2 separate regions of the Mus musculus genome follow, and region 2 is linked to region 1. Evidence: chromatin loops called from intact Hi-C (ENCODE). Cell type or tissue: heart. All regions are shown on one strand.

Evidence for each region. Hi-C counts contacts between places; a loop is a spot of excess contacts. Peaks named below come from ENCODE experiments on the same cell type or tissue, not always from the same donor. Only the 100,000 strongest peaks of a DNase experiment are listed, where the experiment ranks them.
Region 2: a loop joins it to region 1, with 3 times the contacts of the local background. A loop is called at or near these places in 7 of 42 quality-filtered maps.

Annotation. Positions count from the first base shown.
Region 1 is chr1:40,110,724-40,118,723 of GRCm38, reverse strand. It overlaps Il1r2 (interleukin 1 receptor, type II), which reads right to left. Exons shown (of 9, transcript NM_010555.5): 4 at 6,589-6,769; 5 at 3,526-3,700; 6 at 707-769. Among named protein-coding and RNA genes, the nearest start is that of Gm16894, 29 kb to the right of the region's middle. In heart, CTCF peaks have their summits at 2,132 (motif pointing left) and 3,265; DNase peaks (open chromatin) are centred at 923 and 2,113.
Region 2 is chr1:40,262,544-40,270,543 of GRCm38, reverse strand. It overlaps Il1r1 (interleukin 1 receptor, type I), which reads right to left and starts at 3,958. Exons shown (of 11, transcript NM_001123382.1): 1 at 3,663-3,958. In heart, a CTCF peak has its summit at 3,892; DNase peaks (open chromatin) are centred at 3,993, 5,043 and 6,683; H3K4me3 peaks cover 1,348 bases; H3K27ac peaks cover 1,816 bases.

The DNA.
Region 1 (8,000 bases):
GGTAAACAGTAGAAATAAGACCTTCGGAGAGAGTCAGTGTTGACATGAAATGCACACCCACCAGGCAGAGTAGATGCTCAGTACATGGGCAGCCCTTCCCTCCCATGAGCTTCAGAAAGGATCGCTACAGTTCACTAATGTGCCTTCACTGGACACCCACTACGGACCATCCAACAAGTCTGTTGGCCAGACGTCCTGCATCAGCAGGGGTAAAAACAGAAACCCCTTTTCATCATACCATTGGTGAATATACCAGCTACTCTAATCACGGGGAACTATCTGCAGTCGCTGCTGGCTCTGTTTGACAAAGAGAGTCTTATAGGAATTCTGAGTAGCTGCTAAATATTGAGAACGAGAATTAAGTTGAATGTACTAAAGGTGCCAGCCAACTCTGTGGACCCCCTTCCTACAGTTAATAACTATTACCAAATTATTTTCCCCGTAACATTTAGGTTTTTGTGGGTCTAACTTTCAGGAAATAAAGTATCATTGCTCTCAAAGAATGGCAATACTGCCAAACAATACTTGAAGACAAAGGTCCCTTCGGTGGTCATGTCAGGCCCCTACATAGTGTGGTTCGTGGGCCTCACTCAGGCACTGTGCACCCAAAAGCATAATGTGGTCAGCTGGCACAGGTCCCAAACCCTCTGATGGTTTCAGGCACCACCATGGGTTCGTGGGCCACACAATTCTTGTAGATCCTTACCCAATGATGCTGGTATTGTCTCCAGGGGAGAAATGATCACAGGGATGGGTTCCGTGGTTGTTCCTGAGAAGATAGAACGGAAAAGAGATTGCATGAGGAGGTCGCCTTGGTTTCCAGTACAGATTCAGATTTGCTTATTTAGCTAATTAAGTGGCCCTGCCCCCATGGGAGCAGACATTGTGAGATTCCGCCTCTGTCTGGCAAAGGAAATGGGCCTCTCCATGAAACTGAGCATCTTAAGCCAATGCTTTTCCCGGCAGAGGCATTCCCGGACGAGGCCATGGTTACACATTCTTCTGGCAGATGGTCTTCGTTATCTGCTCTGCGTTGAACAATTAGCTATTCCTCTCCCGGGCTTCCTGAATGCACACTTATGGTCTCCACAGCATGTTTTGCCCTCCCTCAAGATTAAAGAGCCATGTCTTCAAGAGCAGGCGGGGGGGGGGGGGGGGGGGGGAGCAAGGGGGGGGTCGGAAAGTGGGTTAGAGAGCCATCTGTGTGGAAGACCAATCCCATACTGGGAACTAAATTCAGTGACACACCTTGGTCACTGATGTCATATTAACTCCTTAGGGAGGTTGGAGTGGACCTCCAAAGGATTCGAACCAGCTTGAAGAAACTGGGCACCTGAAGTGGAGCAAAGGAGCCAGCTGGGGAGTGAGAAGAGGGTTGGGAGCCATCCCTCAACTGGACCCATTTTTCTTGTTCTTGTTTCTACTACTAAAAAAGCAAGCACTTAAGTTACCATGTAAGCACCAGATGAGACCAGGGTGTGCCTACACCACGGCCTTGAAGGTAAAGTGCTTGGGAAATATAGATTACAGCACCTCAGCTCCCAAGCGCCTATTTATCAGATCTGCATAGGACCTTAGAGTCTCCTGTGCAGGTACTACTGGAGTCTGAGGGCGGGGGGTGGGGGGGGCGGGGGGCGGGGGGGGGGGCGCTACAGTCAGACTGCGCATGTGAGGAGCACTCAGATCTTCCTTCCCTGTGTGAGGAGCACTAGGATTGTGTGTGTGATGAATCCTCAGGTAACTCTACTGTGTCTGGTTCAGGACCCACTTTTTTTAAATTATCTCGTGTGCAACTCATCAAATTTGATTTGATTTATTGACTGATTGATTTTATTTTATTTTATTTTACTTACTCACTTTACATCGAACTTACTGCCCTGATCCCGGTCACCCCCTCCCACAACCCCTCCCCCTCCCCCCAGCCCCTTTTCCTCTGAGCAGGTGCTGCCCCGCCCCTTGGTATCCCCCACCCCCACCCCACCCTGGCACTTCAAGTCTCTGCAAAGCTAGGTGCTTCCTCTCCCACTGAGGCCAGACAGGGCAGCCCCATTTAAGAACCACTGTGTGGCCCTAGTTTCACAACTCGGTACAATACGCAGGTCTGCCGCCCCCTAGTGTTTCTGTGCAGTATCACACAGACGAGTGGTGAAGCCCGTTCTCAGACACCACCCTGAACTGAGCAAGAAGATGTGAGCCTGTTCTCTTCTCACAGGACAGGAAAACAAATATAGGCCAGAGGCTTCGGTTCAGGCAGGATAGTGACACGAATGAGTCTCTGGGGCTCACATATTTGATTCTATTTTCCCTTCACCTCGCTTCCTCTCCAGCATGTAAGAGTTGGGGGTAAACGACTACATTAAACGACTGTTCAATACTGGCCAGCTCTGCCTATCACGTTCTTTTCACGTATAATCTGTCCTGGCATAGGCCGAGCATCGTTTCTCTGGGTTTGCAAAATCTGAGTTACTCTAAGACCTGAAACTTGTTAAGCAACAATATAATGCTGTGCGTGGGAAATTCCATACTGTAAGACTTTGTTTGAATGCACAGAATTAATTAAAATACTGTGATAGTCGACCTGGTGGCAGTCATGAGTTACCTCTGCATGGAAGAGCTACAGTACGTTCTCTAGTTAGAAGCCAGCTTATAGCCACTGGACCAAGTATAGCCCAAGACCCCGTCTCAAAAAAAGATGTAAACAAAATATCACATCAAACTATCTTTGGGTTATGTGTAAAAAATATATATGAAGCATACACTAATTTCATGTTTAAACTTGTGCCTATATCCAAGATTTCATTATGCTGGTGAAAATATGCCAATTCTTGGAAAAAAATCAAGATTTTGAAGGTTTCTGTTGTCAAACTCTCAGGCAGGTAGTAGTCAGCCTGTACAAAGAGCCACAATTGGCACTCTGCTCAGCGCTCTGGTCAAAAACCTAGTAAAATGGTGGTTCTCACCCTTCCTAAAGCTGTGACCCTTTAATACAGGTCCTCATGTGGACATTTTATGTCAGCCATAAAGTTATTTAGTTGCTACTTTATAACTGTAAATTACTACTGTTACGAATTATATAGGAAATACCTGACATGAAGGATAGGTGACCTCCCAAACAGGTCGTGAGCCACAGGTTTAGAACCACTGCAGTAAACTCTCAGTCCCTCCGAAGTATATTTTAAGGCTTGACAAGAGTGTCCGTACCAGCTCAGAGCTCATGAACCTTCCATTTCCCAGGACGCCTTAGTTTGTACCCCCTCTAGTGGTGAGTTTTAGCATTGCAACCTTCAAATACCTGCTTTCATCCCTTTCCTGACCAAGAATTAACTCTCCTTCTCTTAGAACTCCCTGCCTTATACGTCTTAAAGTATCTTGTTCGTGGTTTAGTAACATCTAGAATAGTTGATAAACATGTTTTTCTTTTTCCTTCATGCCAAAGACATTCGAGGATTTTTAGGTGATCCTGAATTTATTATCAAGCTGCTTCTAGAACCAAGCAAGACAGGTACCTCGGTGGTATGTATTTACCTTTGACCCGGAGTTCAATATTCCTAGTGATGTTGTATTCCTGGCCATTGTAGGTAAATGTCATAACACATCTGTAATAGCCTGCATCGTCCATGGACGTGTTGGATATCAATAGGCGTGTGGGGTCTCCTGCACTCAGAAATTCCTTATTGCCTTTATCCAAGAGTATGGCGCCCTAGAGGGGAGATGCATCTGAGAGTTACATTATAGAATAACATCGCTCTTGAACATTGAGTGTTGTTGTCAATCGATGTGGAATCTACAACCCAAGAGATTCCCTGGCATATACTTACTTTGGCCATTTTGTCTTTGTGGCGCATTTTTAGCTGTATTGTTAGAGAAATGACCAATTTTTCCCCCTTAGGGTGGAATCTTGTCATGTAGCCCACACTAGACTTAAACTCTTGATTCTCCTGCCTAAGCCTCCTGGCTTCTAGGGTGACATGGGTGTGCCCCCCTGCTCCATTTAGAAAAAAAAAAGAATACATTTTTTTAAAGATTAAGTTATTTTAAACCATTTAAGTACAAATATACTTAAGATCTAACTGCCTTCTTCTGACTATGAGCAGTATCAAGAACAATCACTACTAGGGGAATATAAGGGCCAGGAATCGGGAGTAGGTGGGTTGGAGAAGGGTCAGGGAGGGTATAAGGGACGTTTGGGATAGCATTTGAATTGTAAATGAAGAAAATATCTAATGAAAAATTGTTTTAAAAAAAAGAAAAAAGAAAAGAAAATCACTACTAAACAGCCAGGAAGACATGAAAACCTAGGGCTGGAAGAGACCATGTTGGAGGAATTTATCTAAAAATTATTTCAATTTAGGACTTACTACAGGAAAGGAAATTTTGTAAATAGAAAAATAGGAGAGATGGGGTCCATCTTCTCATAAAGACATAGAGTCCTAGAGGTTCTTGACAAAACAGAGCCCTCGGGAGCAAGGCCTCCAGGGAAAATGGAAGGAGTAGGCCAGGTAAAAACATCTTGAGTGTTCCATAGCCTCAGTACACGAGAACCCTGCGCATGGTATTTTGTACCTGTAATCTCAGCACTTGAGAAGCTGAGACAGGAGGACTGTGAGCTTGAGGCCAGACTCAACTACATGGAGAAACCCTGTCAACGGTGGGGGAAGGGGTGATAAGGAAGAAAAGAGGAAAGGAGGGAGGGGTGGAAAGGAAAGAGGGTGGGGAGGAGGGATTGGGGGGGAAGGGAGAGGGGTGGGAAGGAGGAGGAAGGAGTGGGGAGAAGGGAGGGGTGGGAAGGAGGGGTTGGTTGGGAAGGAGGGATTAGGTGGAAAGGAGAGAGGGAGTGGAGGAGATAAAATGTGGTCAGAGGCCAGAGAGATGGCTCAGATGGCTCTGTTCTTCCAGAGATCCTGAGTTCAAATCCCAGCAACCACATGGTGGCTCACAACCATCTGTAATGAGATCAGATGCCCTCTTCTGGTGTGTCTGAAGACAGCTACAGTGTACTTACATATAATAAAGAAATAAATCTTTAAAAGAAAAAAAAATGTGATCAGAGATCAAGGCTTTCAGAGACTGCCATGGCCCTTCTTCAAAATATACTTAATTAAAGGGGGGAAATCTCACAGCTCCTAGCCTGAGTAGACAAATATGAATGCAGGGCACATTATGACAGTTGCTCTATAAACGTAGACTTTGAGTCAGTTTCTTCTGTCCCTGTCCTCTGGAGAGGGGAGAAGTGAGCAGCCCCTGCCCCTGAGGTGAGAACAGGGGGAGCAGAGTAAGTACTTAGCAATGCTCAGGGGGACTGTGGGAGGCGCGGCTATTGTTAACATCCCATGCCAGCCCCATTGATTAAGCATGGTGCAGGGGCTGCATGCACAGTACTCCATCCCTAGCCTTCAAAACAGTTCCAGGAAGCCGGGCATCCTGCTCACGGCAGCAACAGCTACAAGACAGGAAGCAAATGCAACAAACTAAAAGAAGGAAGGTTTCTAACCCAGACACATTGTTTCCAGATCTATGTTTCATCCTCTGCAGGGGAGTTCTGTATGTGTCCTCTGCCTGCTCTTTCTAAACCAAGAGAAGGCTCTCTGTGGTTCCCCAGGCTTATCCATAGGCACAAACTACTTTCAGGAAGGCATTTTAAAGTTTCCAGCATTGCATTGCTACGGTGTATATAAATATGTGCACATACATATGTGCATGTGTGTGTGTACACATCTTGATGTTAATACTGACGATCAGCTGGTTGACCTATTGATTAAAGGACGAACTCTTATCAATGACTAAAGGAATACAAGCCTTCTCAGCATCTCTCTATAGTCTGCATCAGGGGTGGGCAAGTCCTTACAGATAAGAGCCAGATGGGACATAGTTTATTGCCCACATAGACCACACGGTCTCTGTCTTACTACACAGTGGAACAGACAAAGAAAATACGTAAACGGAAACCCCGATACAAATGTGCTTATGGACATGGGAGTGTGAGCCTTAGTCAATGGTCACATGCACTTGAGTATTCTTTTCATTTTTTTTCAAGCATTTAAAACCTGAAAACTCTCCATACTTGATGAGTTACAGAGACAGATGATAGCTCTAGGCTATAATTTGCAGCCTGCGTTGTAAACAACAATGTCTCCTAAAAAAAGCAATGACCTCACAGAGAAGCCATAAAATATTTGCTACTTTTCTTAAGGATACAAAGGAGAAACTGCAACAGTATTTATTCCTGCAACCCAAAAGTTGCCTTGTGCTTTAAAAATAAAAAAGATATCTTAAACATGGATATAAAATTTTTGTAAAAAATTAACAGGGTTGTTTTGAGCAGTTTTTCCTAGTTATTTTTAGGCAAGTGACACTCAAAAAGCTCTTTAGCAGCTATTGACTCTGAAATCATTTCACACTCTGCCTGCATGACCCTTATCCAAACCATAAAATACTAATCTAATCATCGCCATTTTAATTAATCTTATATTTCTAAATACATAATTATCTATGTGTCTACACAAATATATTGTCTTCAAATAGATTTTTACATATGTGTTCTACAACCATTGAGATATTTTTGTGGCATATGCATTTTGAAAGCATTACCTTATACCACTGTATCTTTCCATCAGCGTTGCTGGAGATGAATTCTTTCAGGTCAGGGCACACTAGTAACCCGGTGGTGGAGAGAGCTGAGATTTGCAAGTAGGAGACATGAGGCAGAGATGCTTCAGTATTCTTAAAGACCTTGAGTTCCACAGACATTTGCTCACAGTGGGATGCGTTTCTAATTGTTTGTTAAGAAAAAGGAAAAAGGCAATGATTGGAAAGACAGAAATACAAAACCAAATGAACGTAAGAACAGCTTCCTGCCCCCGCCATACCCAGTCTGCCCTGCCTTGAAGAGTGCGGCTTACCTCCTGCGAGTTTTTAACTTCTTGTGATACAAAACCATCACGCCTGACTGCTATCTACAAGCTGTGTGCCCTGTGCCTTTCATGAAGGACCACTGCAGAAGCTTCATTCCCGAGCCCAGGGCACTGAGATTCCCCCTAAGAATGCTTTACCAACTGATTTCTAGTTTCAGAAGACTGCTGAGAACTTTGTGTTTGGACTCTTAAAAAAAAAAATTTTTTTTAATTAAAAAAAAACACGAACAAAACTATATAGCAGGAACTTGGAGAAAACAACTAATTTGGAAAGATACTTTGATTGTTTTTCAGACCGCCCATGATTCTAGGACTATGATGCTATCAAGTGTTTGAGGAAGACTTGAACACACCAAATGTTGTCCTTAGAACTGAGAAAAGGCCAGAGGTAAATGTGTGTGTGTGTGTGTGTGTGTGTGGCGCTGGAAATGTGAGGGAAAATGGATGAAGGGATGGAAGAGATTAATAAAATTGAATGTTTAAAATAGAAAAACAAGGAGCTGGCAGGTTGGTCATGTGCTCTGCCTAGATGAGGCTCTGCATTTAACTGCAGCAGTCAAAACAAATGAAAATGAAACAAAATAAAATAAGAAAAATATAATTCTATTAGCTAAGACCCTAAGATGAATAGCTACCGATGATAAATAACACACCAACTGAGAGAGACCATCAGAATCAATTGTAAAAAAGGTGTAAAAATTACTTCCAAAAAAATTTTTAAAGCCTAACAATATATACATCCAAAGAAGTGGACCTTGTGAGCTGCAGCTTCCTGGTGGAGTAATGGCATGGCTCTAACAGAGGTAACCAATGGCTCTCTGGGTAGATCTGAGGCTTCCTCCCCAGGAAGAAACCTGTGCGTGGTTCTGTACACTTGCTCTGCAAGGCTAGAGAGGCCATAGCTCCTAAGTGAAAACTTACTGCTGTTTGTGTTATACCCATCGATGAAAGCTGCACTCAGCCTTCACCCGAGGAGCCTCTGTTTTCAGTGGCTGGCAATACAGAGACTCAAGGTGGCACAAATGGAAAGAATAAATGACTCTGAGTGCTTGGCCCTACATGGGACACTCGTATCACCTACTCAGAGAC
Region 2 (8,000 bases), 150 kb before region 1:
AGACTACAGAAGGGGAACATGAGGAGCTAGTGAGTGTATGTGGTTGACGTAGTGTCATGAGTCCCAGTGCCTTCGATTCCTTCCCCAGGCTAGGCTCCAGAAAATGCCAGAGCCTTCCCTCGTGGGTCTAAGTGTGGATGTTGACAGTGTGTGCAGAACGTGCCCATCATAGCTTTCTCCCTTCTGGATGTCTACAGCCTGAAGACTGCTCTTCTTCAGAGATGGATTCTACGGAGATCAGTGCACCTTGCTTCTGTGCTCAGCTACATCCAATACCCTTCCTCCTTTGTATCTGTATACAAGAAATCCTGCCTCCTGGTACAGTTGCACATAGTAACTGCACCTCTCTGTTTGACGATATATAATAAACACACAGAGCTGCCAAGGCGATGGGGCTTCTCCATCATTGGAGAATACCAGCTTTTCTATATGTAAGTGTCTGTCCCTTCTCCGTTGCTTCCCCCAGTCAGGTTAAGTCCCTAGAGACATGTAGGATGTGGTGGCAGGAGACACTTTGGGTGTCGGTCAGATTCTAGAATCTGGAACAACACAAGGCAGTCCTGTTCATGAAGAGTTGACTCCTCTTCTTCATGAGCACCAGGTGTCCCACGCAACAGAAAAGGTTTTGCTGTTTTGAGCTTAACCCCTGAGTCCACTCCACATTTATAGAAAATGCAGAGTTGGCATGACTCCCATACATACTGAAAGGCTAGGGAGGTTTATCACTGTTGTGACGACTAGAAGATTCACCTCTGACTGCACTGAGACCTTGACTTGATCAAGACCAGGTCTGCATGTGGCCACTAGCTCCTCTGTTCCCCCTGAAGACTTATGTATGCTACCATGCTATTCTCTCTGGTCAACTTATATAAAATGCTGCATAGCCTTACCCTAAGAACTGACATGCTGAAATAAGTGAGTTTAATAAAAGTGCTTTTATGTCTTCTTTACATTTAAACACCATACTGCTGTTTAAAAATGGTAGAACAGCTAAGTTTTATGATATAAATTTGGATCTGCAAACAGGTTGTTTAAAAATATGTACACAAAAGTGTTGGGTAATCGACAGGGTAAGATTCTTTGACTGAAAGGGACAGCGGCTCATCTTTCACTTCATCCCCCTGGGAGCCACTGCTATACTTTTAGGTGACCTGGGTTTTTGAGTTGAGGTGGCCAGACATGCAGAGCCAGGCTCTGGAGAGCCTTTCTGTCAGCTGGAAGCTGTGCTGTGGTTCCTAACCTGTGCTTGCAGAACGGGTAACTTCAGAGGCCTACGTCTTGCTCTTCCTGCCCCTTTAATCAAAACCAAATACAAGTTTCTACCTGACTTTACATCAGTTTTATTTTCTCGAGTATTTTACATTTACCTTGAAGACACTGACAGCTGGGGCTTTCCGGGTCATTTTTGACATTCCATTTTTTCTCACTCTTTTTTAATTTATGACATCTTATAAATCCCTCACAAAACAGGTGAGATAGAAAAATGCCTCAATCATTTGGTCATATGTATGCCAAAGGACACACAGGAGGAAGAGACAGTTTGGAAACCAAAGGGACAGGGGACTTGGAAAAATCTCCAGTGACTCTCCACGCTTAGTGACAGTTCTCTTTGGCAGGGCCCCTCTGCCCACTCTTGCACCGGGTCTGGCTAGGAATATGGTGCTTCCGGAGGCCCCAGCAGGCAAGCAAGCAGAGGAGAGTGAGGTTGCTAACTCTGCAGGTCCTTCTCCTGTAGCACTAACCATGCCGCAACCACAGAGAGAGGGAGATGCAGATCAAGTGCCAGCACATTTAAGAACAACACACGGGGCAGGTCATGGCCAATGAGTCAGGGTCCTGATAACCTCTCTGCTTTGAAGTGGCAGGTTCACAATAGATCCACCGTACAGACTCAGACTCTTGAGGATCTATGCTCTTCCCCGTACTGTATGCAATGGCTGTCCCACTGCAATGGCCTGGCTCACCAACAAGCTGTTCCCTCTATAGTATCTCTGACTGCAGGTGAGTAGACACTCCCTGCTGGTCCCTCCCATCCGCAGGTTTCCAATCCATCCTGGTTCTCTTGCACAGCTGGCCTGCGAGTATATCTCAGAATCCCTGCTCTTCCTTAGAAAACCACTGAGCTACATGTATGACTACTGTCTCCCCGCCCTCTCTACTGTGTCCTACAGGGCAGCCAGACCCACAGGCTTTGCAAAGAGGTAAATTTCAAAGTACTCTTCTGGGGGGCGGGGGGGGGGGAGCCTTCTGGTAGTCTATGACTTGCCAAGAGGGCCTATGCATGAGAAGACGGGGATTTTCATTTAGTTCCTTCACTTTCCCTCATACTTCCCCCAGTGCCTGGGACATAGTCGCGTTCAGTGACTATTGGTTTGGTAGAATGAGGAAAGCTAATGCTAAGCGGTCTCACTGGGATGGAGATTCAGCGGAAGATGTTACATGTTACAAGCCTCGGGAGTAGGAAGAGCACTCTCCTGCCACATCACAGCATGGGGCTTCAGCAGAGCCAAGGCTGTGTGAGAATTTAGAACAAATGGCCACCCAAGACTGAGCCTACTGGCAAGTAAATACTATGCACCAGAATGGGAGCCAGCCCACGATGTTTCCACTTAGGTCAGAAGCTAGTTTAAGATGTGTGTATATATAATTAAATTAGATAATGGGTAGGATATTAAGAAATTAGAAGAGATCAAAATAGAAAAGGATGCCAGCAGCTGCTTGGTAAGTTAAGAGGGGGAAGAGGTAGTACTTGTCACCAGCACCAGCTCCTGGAGCTCACAGCCATGGGATTCCATGTGGGATATCCACCACCCAGAAGACTACTATTAAGTGAGGATGACTCGGGCACCAATTCCAATGACAGATAGACTTCATCTCTTCTTTATCATGGCCCAAGTAGCCCAACTGATTAGATTCTGTTGTCTCAGTTCCTAGGCTGTTCCTTGGGGTCAGAAAGATGGGATGCTCCCAGCTGGTGAACATCGGAAGCAGTACAGAGAGCTAGCCTGGTGGGAAGATGAGTCTACCTGCCTTCCCTGGCAGCCGCTCTCACTCACCCGGTCTCCCCAAGGGGATCTGAAGCTCAGAGGGTGCCAATCCTCAGAAAAGATAGCCGCTAAGCTTCTGATATAAAGCAAGGTGACCTTGGCATCTCACCTACAGGACTTCTGGGAGGAGAAAGGGCGGTAAGAATAAGGGGCCCTATAAACAGCCAAGTGCTGTGTGGTTTTGTAAATAATGCATCTACATTCCCCAGTATCGACCTGTCTGGAGAGAGGAGACATCTCATCAGGGGCATTAAGGAATCCACTTCTTGCCTCATTAAGACCTCTCTTCTGAGCCCAAACCTCTAAGAGGGACACTCCTGAACAAGTTAGTTGCATTTGGCCCAATTTCAAGGCCTGGGAGCAATTTACTCAAGGGAGACTCATCTACCTAGAGCAAACTTAAAGAGTTGGGCAAGTTCCCAACACACACACACACACACACACACACACACACCAGAAAGGGGGAGGACTAAACTGTCACTACCTTTATCCTACATCCACAGAGAACGCTGACCTGCTGGCTACTGGGAGTAACTTAAGAAAGGCATTTGTCTGGGTCAAGGCAGCTCTGAGGCCTTGCGACCCTATTTCAGGAACTCTCTAGTTTTCTCCTACCTGGGCGTGCCCGGGTGCCCCAGTGGCGATGTTCAACAATCCAGCAGCTCCGAACTAAACCCGTTCAGGCCGGGAGCAACCGGAGCCCTGGGAGCCGCTCAAGGGCTGCTCCGCGCTCGCTCGGGGGTCACATTCCTTCCGCTCTGGGGCAGGCGGGCACCAGCTGGGCTCCCGCCCTTCTAGGTGGGCGCCGCGCTCCCAGGCGGCTCCTGGAACCCCGCACCAGCTAAGACCTTCTGAGCAGCACGCTGCTCCCACTCTGAGCCGCCCGCGGGGGCGTGCAGCGGGCGGAGACTGCAGGCCAGCGTCCTCAGCCTCGGGCTCGGAGCTAGCTGGCCCAGTGCCAATGCCCCGCCCTGGGAGCCGGATAGGTTGGGTTGTGGAGTTTCTGCCCCACATCCCAGAATATCTACATCCACGCAGAACATTCCAGGGTCTCTGTATCCCTCCGGGGGTGGAGGCAATGGAGGGTCTCTGCATCTCCTTGGGGGCATTTGGAGGGTCACTGCATCTCCTTGGGGGCATTCCAAAATCCCTGCATCCTTGCCAGATGTCCCAGATTCCAGGAAGAATGGCTCTGATTCCCAGATGGCTTGGCTCCTCTGAGCAGCCTCTGTGTTCCCACCCAAACCAAAATTAGATGGGTCAACTCACGTCTACATCGCAACCAGATTGTGCCACCTAACAAGAACCGAGCTGGTGACCCATGGGGTATCAGATCCTGAGGAAAACACAGTTCTGTGCTCAGCACAACTGGAGCCCAGTACTGTGTGCCTCGAACTGGCTTTGAGCACTTAGCCGAGTCATTAAGTTTGCAATACCTTGATTTCCTCTTTTGGTATAAAGGCCCGCAGCCTTTATAGGTAGGAGGAGTTAAAGAGCTCTGGTGAAGAGTTGATAGTTCATAGGCTTTTTACTTGGTTGCTTTACTGCTGTCCACCAGGCTGAAAAACAGGTCCCCTTATCATATCCCAATTAATTGTAGGATTTGCTCTGCAAAGGAGAATTCCAGAGTTCTCAGAAAGCACATGAAAAAAAAAATCAAGAATAGCCAAATTTTAGGACAGGGTGCAAGGAGGACATTGTGGTCCTGGAAATAGCACCAACCATTCCGTGCTCCCTACCCTCACCCCCCAGCTTCTTCCACATATAATGCACCACCCTGCAATACAACTGCAAAGAAACAGTGATTGCTTAATACCTCTAGATAGAGCACATGGCCATTTCCTGCATGCCTTCCAGCGTGGACAGGCCTTGAATTTCCTGCCTTATTCGCGTATGCAGCCTAGAAACCCAAGGTTGAAGTAACCCCGGGGGAAACTCTGAGATGGTAGAAAGCTTAAAGGGGCAGCATCAATGGTATATCATAGATGCCACCTGTGGCCTAGCAGGGCAGAAGGTCCTCACTCATTTCCAAAGGTTTGGACTGCTCCTTTGCCTCCGAAAGGCAGGCTTAAGTCTGGCAAGGAACTGGTGCCTTATCCCTAACCCTGCCCTAGCCCTGTCCCATGGGTCTGTATTCCAGAGGCTGTTCTCACAGCCTTGAGTACTTCTAACTCACATCCACAGAAGATTTGACCCCCTTAGAAGCCAGAATTGCCATGTCATAGTCACTGAGGGCTGCCTGGTGTCGGGGTTTTTCAAAGCTTCCAGGCGACTCTGCTGCACAGCTCTCATCATGATGCAGACAGACCAAGTCTCAAGGCTGTCTGGACAGGTGTATACTGTGGTAGTCCCCATCTGCGTGCCTTGTCTTACTGCCTATTAACCATGAGCAGTGATTATGAGACGTGATTATGCACAGGTTAGAAGTGGCATTTCGAACACCCATACAGTTTGATCATATCCACCCCTATTATCCCCCTCCTGCTTCTTCATCTCTAACAGTCTCCATTCTAGGTCATTACTTTACACAATTATTAGCAGGTCTATGCACTGTCCTAAAAAGGTGGGATTTAATATCGGCTGTATTTAATTCCTTAGAACTAAATAATACTCTATTTAATGTATATGCTACACTTCCTTTATCCATTTATCCATCAAAAGGCTCCCAGGCTGGTTCATGATTTGACGGTGAATGGGACAGCATCAAAGATAGCTATGCTCATGTCTGCATGCCGATGGACACACCAGCAGCTGCATGCTGACTTAGACGTTTTTAAAGGACCAGATCCAGGAGCATTGGAGAAGGACCATGCAGTAGTCCTATTAGAAGTTCCAGTGTATTGAATGCTAAAAGCACATGAGCCTAACTTGACACTGTCACTTGGTGATAGAGCACTTGCCTAGCGTGTACCAGGCCAAGAGTTTTATCCTGACTGCCACAAACAAAATAAACATGTGTATGAAGCAGCAATTTGGAGGCCTTATATTGGTGAACATAAACTTGCCTGGACACAAATACTAAAAGATTTGAAAGCAGTTTACAAGTAGCAAAATTGATCTTTGTAATAATGTAGAAATAAGATCCATTTACAGAGTCTCACTGTGTTGCCTAGGGTAGCCTTCAAGTCCTGGGTTCTTATGACCTACCTATTCAGCCTTCCAAGAAACAAGACGTACACCGTATGGCTTTCTTCTTTTTAAATACTAACCCATCCCCTACCTATACCCTACATGACCTGGAGACACATGGGCCTCCACTTGCAGGTGGAGCTCTCAGATTCCCATTCCAAGTGATAAGATGTACGTATCCCCCTCCTCACCTTAGGATCCCCAGGGTTTTACCCAGGGCCTAGGTGTTGCCTCCTCAGACACACAGGTTGTTTCCCCTCTGTGTCCTTTCCTTTGGCTTCCTTTCTTGAGGGAACTTATGTGTGGCCGCTTTACTCGGCTGATCACCTGGCATCCGTGTAAGCTACAGTTGGCCACTTCCAGGGTACTCTGCTCAGTTCCCAGCGCCACACAAATGTTCTGAGTGTGTTCACATGTTTTAGCACAAGACACACTGCTAACCCTGCTGCCGCACGCTGTTGACAGCCCTGGATTCCATCACTGTCATAACAAAGTTTGGTGTCCAATGTGGCCTGAGCCCAAGAGAGCCTAGTGCTCAGTAAAGCATCCAAGAGTCTCCAGCTGTTCCAAAGGAGCCAGGGACTAAAGAGCCAAAGACTACAAGAAGCCACAGAAAATGAGTCTCGAAGGATATAACACTGGGCTCCGGTACAGTTTTTAAGACCACAGGATGAGTTGTGGCTCAGCAATCCTCCCTGGAGATCAGGCAACTGGTAATCTCCCTCATCTTCACGACCCCCAAAGATTTCCAGTTAGAACCAGATGGGGGAGAATAGTGAAGAGTGTATTGTGACTGGCAAAGATCCTGGGTCTTAAATCAGTAAACACGAAACAGCTCTGAATCAGACTTCTTTTTTTTTTTCCATCACCAAAGAGAAAGAATTCATAAGGAACATACATAGAAATGCACAGGCAGTTATAGACCATTCTGTTTTGACAGGCAGGTCCTCTGCGATTCTGAACTTGCTATACCTATTTTGGCTATTTGTGGAACTTCCAGTAACCTGTCTCAGAACCGCAGCACAGACTGGAAACCACTGTCCCAGATGGGCTTCCTTGCACAGCCCAGTTCCTCTGCTCCCGTCACACATTTTCCATCTACCGACCTCCAAACAGGGACCTTTGAACCCGTGTCTGGTCTCTCTGCCACATCTCAGTTTAAATCGGTTCCACATTCCCCCTTTCTCTAAGCCATTCTTCGGGGGCTTCTGAGAGGACCTTTCCTAGTCAATGTTCTATGAGGTTGGCCTTTGGTTTCTTGTTTCTATTTTTGTTTTTGTTTTTGTTTTTGTTTTGTCTTGAGCCCTTTACCGAGCAGAAAGCCACAAGTGAACTGGCAGTGACAGCTGACAAGAATGAATAGCAGACATCATCAGAGCAATGAAGCGTTTTGTTTTAACTTCCTTCATACGCAGAGGAAAAGATGACAGATGTCACAAGCTAATTACAAGCTTCAGTGCAGGTTGGTCTTGCTCAGCCATCACTGAGCAAATAACCAACAGAGGTGCTGTGCCTGGCTGTGCTCATATTAACAGAGAAGCATGGCCATGTACTGACGGGACTAACAAAACCAGATTGGTGAGGAGGTAGCTCCTCTCTCCTCTCTCTTCCTTCCCCTCCCTCTTCCCATCTTTCTCAACCTTTGTCTGTTTCATGATCGCTTAAATATGAGAAACTCACAGCACCAGTAGCGGAACTTTTGTGACCCACTAGGCTATTTCCCACAACTCCCCCTGGTGCTCTAAATATGCCTACTGAAACTGTCAGACCCAGTCATATGCCAGACAAAAGAGCGTGACCCTCCTTAAATCCCCCTTCATTTCC